2 separate regions of the Homo sapiens genome follow, and region 1 is linked to region 2. A link is a contact called in ENCODE Hi-C or POLR2A ChIA-PET data. All regions are on one chromosome and are shown on one strand. Each heading gives the region's core, a stretch centred on a gene start or an enhancer-like site at or near the end of the contact. The rest is flanking DNA. Distances are from core to core; before and after follow the strand shown. Region 1 overlaps ZNF407 (zinc finger protein 407). Region 2 overlaps ZNF407 (zinc finger protein 407).

Region 1 (2,700 bases), core at 142-2,641, 150 kb after region 2:
TGTCCTCTTAATTGTATCATCTGTTCAGGTGTTCTATAATGAAGTGTGAATGTTGTACTATGTGTTAATCTATTCTTCCTTTTTTTCTGACAATTCTTTGCAGCAGAACTTGAGTTCTTCCTGAATGAAATATTTCCTAGTTTTCTCTGCCCATTTCATTAGTGAATTTTATCTCATCAGTTCTAATTTTTTATTTGGTTTTGTATTTTGTATAATGTTTTTTATCTAGTGTTACTTTCATATTCAGCTTGCTTTATTCATAATTTTCTTTCTTGCCCTCTAACACACAAGTACATAGGCTTTTTAAAATTTTTGTTTTCAGCCTAAGAGGCTCTGTGCTGATATAGCACAAGCATTTACACTAGGTCTTTAGTTAACATTGTTAAATTTTATCTTAAAAAACAAAACAACCTTGTTTAAGTAAAAGATCTTACAAACTTGAAAACAAATAGATTCCATAGCATTAAAAATTATAAATTGGTTCACATGTCTTTAAAAGAAAAAGAATCAGAGATCCTACTTTTTGTTGATCAGTTACAAATAAGTTGCTTTGTTTGTTGATGTAGCTTAAATAGGCATTGGGATCACAGATTAATTAGAAGAGTCATTTTGAACACAAAGTGACCATGCATTCCGTCTGCTATCTCTTTAAGTAGAATCCAGATAAACATGTTTATTAAACCTGCTGTTGTTGAATCGCAAATCCAGTCATTATAAAAGGACCAAAGCTATCTTTGGGGATGGTCTTTCTACAAGGAATTACTATGGACAGTCCCTTGGGTAGTAGTTAGATATATCTGTATATATTGTGGAAGAAAGAAAGGCCTTAGAGATGAAAAAAATAGAAAATTTTTTTTTGGGCAATAGTCTCTTGCATAATAAGTTATTCCTTAGACACTAGAGCTATTATCAAACAACAAAACACTTTACTATGTAACTATCTATATCTTCCAGCAATAGAAGCTCATACAGTGTAGCTTATTAGGAAAACTCTCTAATCTCCAGGAGGAGCTGACAGAAGTCACCTATGCATCCCTACAGTGTGGGGTTGGATGTAGACTCAGCTGTGGATCTGAGAGAAAATAACCCAATTTTTGCAAGTACTATTGGTGGAAAATAGCAACGACAGAATAACTTTGAAGTATATAAAAGTTTGTACTTTATGTACAAATCAGTTTTCACTAATTTGGTCAGAGTGCTAAGATACTAGTTATTTCATTTTATTTTCAGCTTCTTTGTTTCCACATATTCTGAAATATTGCCTGTCTGGAGCCTGTAGAAAAAATGTGAAAGACAGAAAGACAAACTTTGAACATTTGGAAAATGGTGATGCCGTCGTTTTTATGAAGCAGAGGAAGACAGAGCAGCTTATGTATCAGCGTGTCTGACTCATTCCACTCCCTCTAGGCATAAGATGCTGCCTTCTGTGTGGTAGCATTTATTGTGTATATTTTGGCTCATCCCTAAGAATTTCTTTAAGACAATATTATATCTTTTATAAATTTTACATCTTTGTCTTCTTAATTAGGGAATGTAGCACAAATTTTTTGTTGGATTTTTTTTCCTATTCATATTATTTTCGTACTTAACTACATTTATTAGAAGTTCTAGAAAAAGAACTACTTCTGAGGTTTTGTTTTGTTTTGGTAAAACAATGTTGCACTGTTGCCAGCTGCAGAACTGCAAGTGAGCAATAATTCAAATAAATTAGAATTCCTTATTCAATAACGCAGTGTGTAACCTGATACTTTTCTCTGTGGAGAATTTTAACCTAATATTAATCTTTCCTCTTTAAACTTTAATCTCTTATTTTTAATTATTATGGCCTGAATCTTTGTAAACAACCTAGTCCTCATTTTGTATCTTTAATATTAGCTAGGGCACCATTTGGAGATCTCTGTGTAGGTCTTGAGTGTATGTTGATTAACTTGACATGGTATTTTCTTTCAGTACATTTTGTTTCTTCATCTTAAATTACAACTTTTAACACATACATGAAATGTCATAAAACAAGACTTTTTTCCATTGAGAGAAAACATAAATTTCAAATTTTGTGCTTAAATATGGAAATTAATATTTTGGATTGAAGTGTCTGGGGGGAAAAGTGGTTGACATTTGAATTTCATAAATTTGTTCCAATCTAAAAACCTCAGATATCTTTGAGTTAAAAGTTTAAGACTCTGTTCCACTCTGCACTCCCAAATTATACTTTTCCTTTGATTTCAAGTTCTCTTTTTCACTCGGACAAGCCTGGATTGTAGGTCACATGAGATTCTGTGGTAAAAGACAGCAGGAAGTCTGTGTGGGTTTCTCTCCACTGTCCATGCTGGATGATCTGTTTCCCTCCAAAAGCAGTAGGGAGCCAGTGGAGGATGTTGAGCAGGAAAATGACATAATCACACTTAACTTTGCAAAATCACTGGTGCAGTACAAATAATGAGTCAGAGAGGGATCCAACAGGAGACAGGAGACCATTTAAAAGACAATTGCAAAGGTACACGCAGAAAATCACCTTAAACTAATGCTGTGATGGAAGGGCAGAGAGTGGCAGGTGATGGGAAGGTGAACGAATGGATCTGTGGGCCCAGTGAATGGACTGAGGGGAGGGTGACAGAGAGCTGCACGCCATCCTTCGGGTGTGCTGGTCAGGGCTGCTGGGTGAGTGACCGTGCCAGTCAGGGAGGTCCTCTCTCCTGGAGG
Region 2 (2,700 bases), core at 131-2,630:
CTTGATTTTATAGCTTTACCATGGATGGACTGGTAGTTTTAATTTTTAAATAAGGGAAACTCCTTGATTTTATAGCTTTACCATATATAGCTTTACCATGTCCATCCATGGTAAATCTGTAAAATCGAGTAGGGAATAATGATATTACTCAGCATTTCTTAGAGAATAGGCAATGAGATGAGAGAAGGAAGGGACACAACACGTATCGTAGTGCATTCAGACTCACCTGAAAGTCACATCTGTTCTCAGTTGGGTGGGAAATACCATGTAATGAAAACATTCTTAAGATCAGTTTTAAAAAGGCAACTTAATAATTGGTTATCTTGTGGAGAATCATAAATGTACACCTAGGATATGAATTAAAAAGTTCCTAGGATTGTATGGATATTTATGTATTTCTTGGTATTTAAAAGTTATTTAGGAAGAGTTATTTAAAAAAGTTTTATGGAAAGTAAGTCATTAGATGGAAGTTGTCTAACTTGGACAAAAAGGGCTAAATATTGCTAATTTCTTCAGAGGCAAAAAAAAAAATATTCTCAATCTCACCTGACAAATGTGAAGATCAGATGTGAAGGATTTGGAAAATACTGTAAATTTAGATGCTGTTAAAGCATAAAGTTTATTTTCCTCATCCTTTCTATTCTTGCCTTCTTTATAAAATGTAATCATTTGGTATTGTGGTTCCACAGAGTTTCAGCTTTGCTTGAAACTATCTTCTTGCCTTTGCCTATGTGTTTGATTTTAGTAATTGAACTTACGTATTTGTTTTATGTTAGTTGCTTTAACATACTTTCTCCATCAATTTTGGGAAAACAGAACAAAATGCTGCAGGTGGTGAGGATATATGAGGAATATCAATATGTATAAGTACGCATTTAGAGTAGCTGAGAGTCTAGTTTTGCCTCATTTAGGAAACCGGTCTTATGGTTATTCATCAGTCTGGATGTCTGTTGTAGCGTCTAACTCCAGCTCTGCCAAGGATCCTGCCTCATACGAGGAGTCTGTATTCATTTGCTCACTCTGTCTGTGTATAGCAGCCTGGGATTTCTTGCATATCTCTTCTTTATTAGTTGGTTTATCACTCCAACTTAAATACAGTCATGTGCTGATAAATGATGGGGATATGTTCTGAGAAATGAGTTAGGCGATTTTGTTACTGTGCAAACATCATGGAGTGTATTTACATGAACTAGATGATAGAGCCTACCACACACCTAGGCTAGATGGTATGGCCTATTGCTCCTAGGCTGCAAACCTGTCCAGCATGCGACTGTACTGAGTGCTGTGCGAGTGTACCTAAACATAGAATGGTACAGTAAGAGTACAGTACGAAAGATAAAAAGGGGTGCAGTTGTATCTGTGCAGGGCACTGAATTGTGAATGGAGCTTGCAGGACCGGGAGTGGCTCTGGATGAGTGAGTGGTGAGTAATCGTGGAGGCCTAGGACATTACTGTACACTACTGTAGATTTTATCAACACTGTTCACTTAGGCTACACTAAATTCAATTTAAAATTTTTTCTTTTTTAATAAACTGTATCTTACTGCAAGTTTTTCACTTTATGAACTATTTTTTAAAGTTTTTGACTCCTTTTTGATAACATTTTGCTTAAAACACAAATATTCCATAGCTGTTCAAATGTATTTTCTTATATCCATATAAGAATGAGAATATTCTTATTTTTTCTATCCTAAATTATTTTATTGTTTTACTTTTAAAACTTTTTTGTTAAAAACTGTGACACAAACACATTAGCTTAGGCCTACACAGGGTAAGGATGATCAGTATCCCCATCTTCCATCTCTGTATCTTGTCTCAGTGGAAGGTCTTCAGGTGCGATAACAGTTGTGGAACTGTCATCTGCTATGATAACAATTCCTTCTTCTGGAAGGCTTTCTGAAGGACCTGCCTGAAGCTGTTTTACACTTAACTTAAAAAAAAAAACGATAAGTAAAAGGAGTACACTCTAAAGTAATGACAAAAAGTATTATATAGTAAATTTATAAGCCGGTAACATAGTTGTTTACTATCATTATCAGTTACATACTGTTAATAATTAGTTATGATATACCTTTATATGTTTGACAGCAAAGCTTTATTTATAGCAGCATCACCACAAACGAATAATGCACTGCACTGAGATGTTTGGATGGCTATGAGGTCATTAGTCAACAGGAATTTTTCAACTTCATTATAATCTTACGGGACCATTGTCATATATGTGGTTAATCACTGATTAAAACATTACATGGTATGTGACCATATGTAATATTTTTCTTGCTCACATTCGTTTCTAGTTTTTTTTTCATTTAATTATGTAACTATTTCCTCACTTTCTCTTTTTATTTCTTGTTGCAAAGGAACATATCATTAACAATTAAGTATTTACCTGCTTAAACAGAAAACAGAACCGTGATTTCAATAAAAATACCTTGCATCCAGTCATTTCCGGAAGGGAATTACATGGTATTCATAATGCGTAATACATTTATTATGATTTGTAGAATATATGCTGAGAAAAGGAGAATGTGTGAATTGTGAAAAATTATTTCCTCATAATGACTTGACTTGGTTGATTTATGGTTAAATGTCATTTAGTACAACCATTGAGAGGCTTTCCTGGATTTTTTTTTTTTAAGACAAGATTTCACAAACTTTAAGTTTGGCATGTTATTAAATAACTGAAGAAAAATCTAAGCT

What was found. Hi-C counts contacts between places; a loop is a spot of excess contacts on that map. ChIA-PET counts read pairs that join two places held with the same protein, here RNA polymerase II (POLR2A).
Region 1: a map of PC-3 shows a loop between it and region 2 (2.8-fold over the local background). The contact joins two enhancer-like sites. A Hi-C loop is called at or near these places in 1 of 168 maps with a recorded cell type or tissue (PC-3). POLR2A ChIA-PET finds 5 or more read pairs at or near these places in 1 of 52 experiments (OCI-LY7).

The regions. Positions count from the first base shown.
Region 1 is chr18:74,896,785-74,899,484 of GRCh38, forward strand. The region is part of intron 7 of ZNF407 (zinc finger protein 407); the gene reads left to right. Among named protein-coding and RNA genes, the nearest start is that of ZNF407, 300 kb to the left of the region's middle. Within about 2 kb of position 1,392, at least 2 of the 41 ENCODE cell types and tissues checked have a DNase peak (open chromatin) inside an H3K27ac peak, as active enhancers do; they include PC-3, where a contact is called at or near this core.
Region 2 is chr18:74,744,856-74,747,555 of GRCh38, forward strand. All of the region lies in intron 3 of ZNF407 (zinc finger protein 407), which reads left to right. Among named protein-coding and RNA genes, the nearest start is that of ZNF407, 150 kb to the left of the region's middle. Within about 2 kb of position 1,381, at least 3 of the 41 ENCODE cell types and tissues checked have a DNase peak (open chromatin) inside an H3K27ac peak, as active enhancers do; they include PC-3, where a contact is called at or near this core.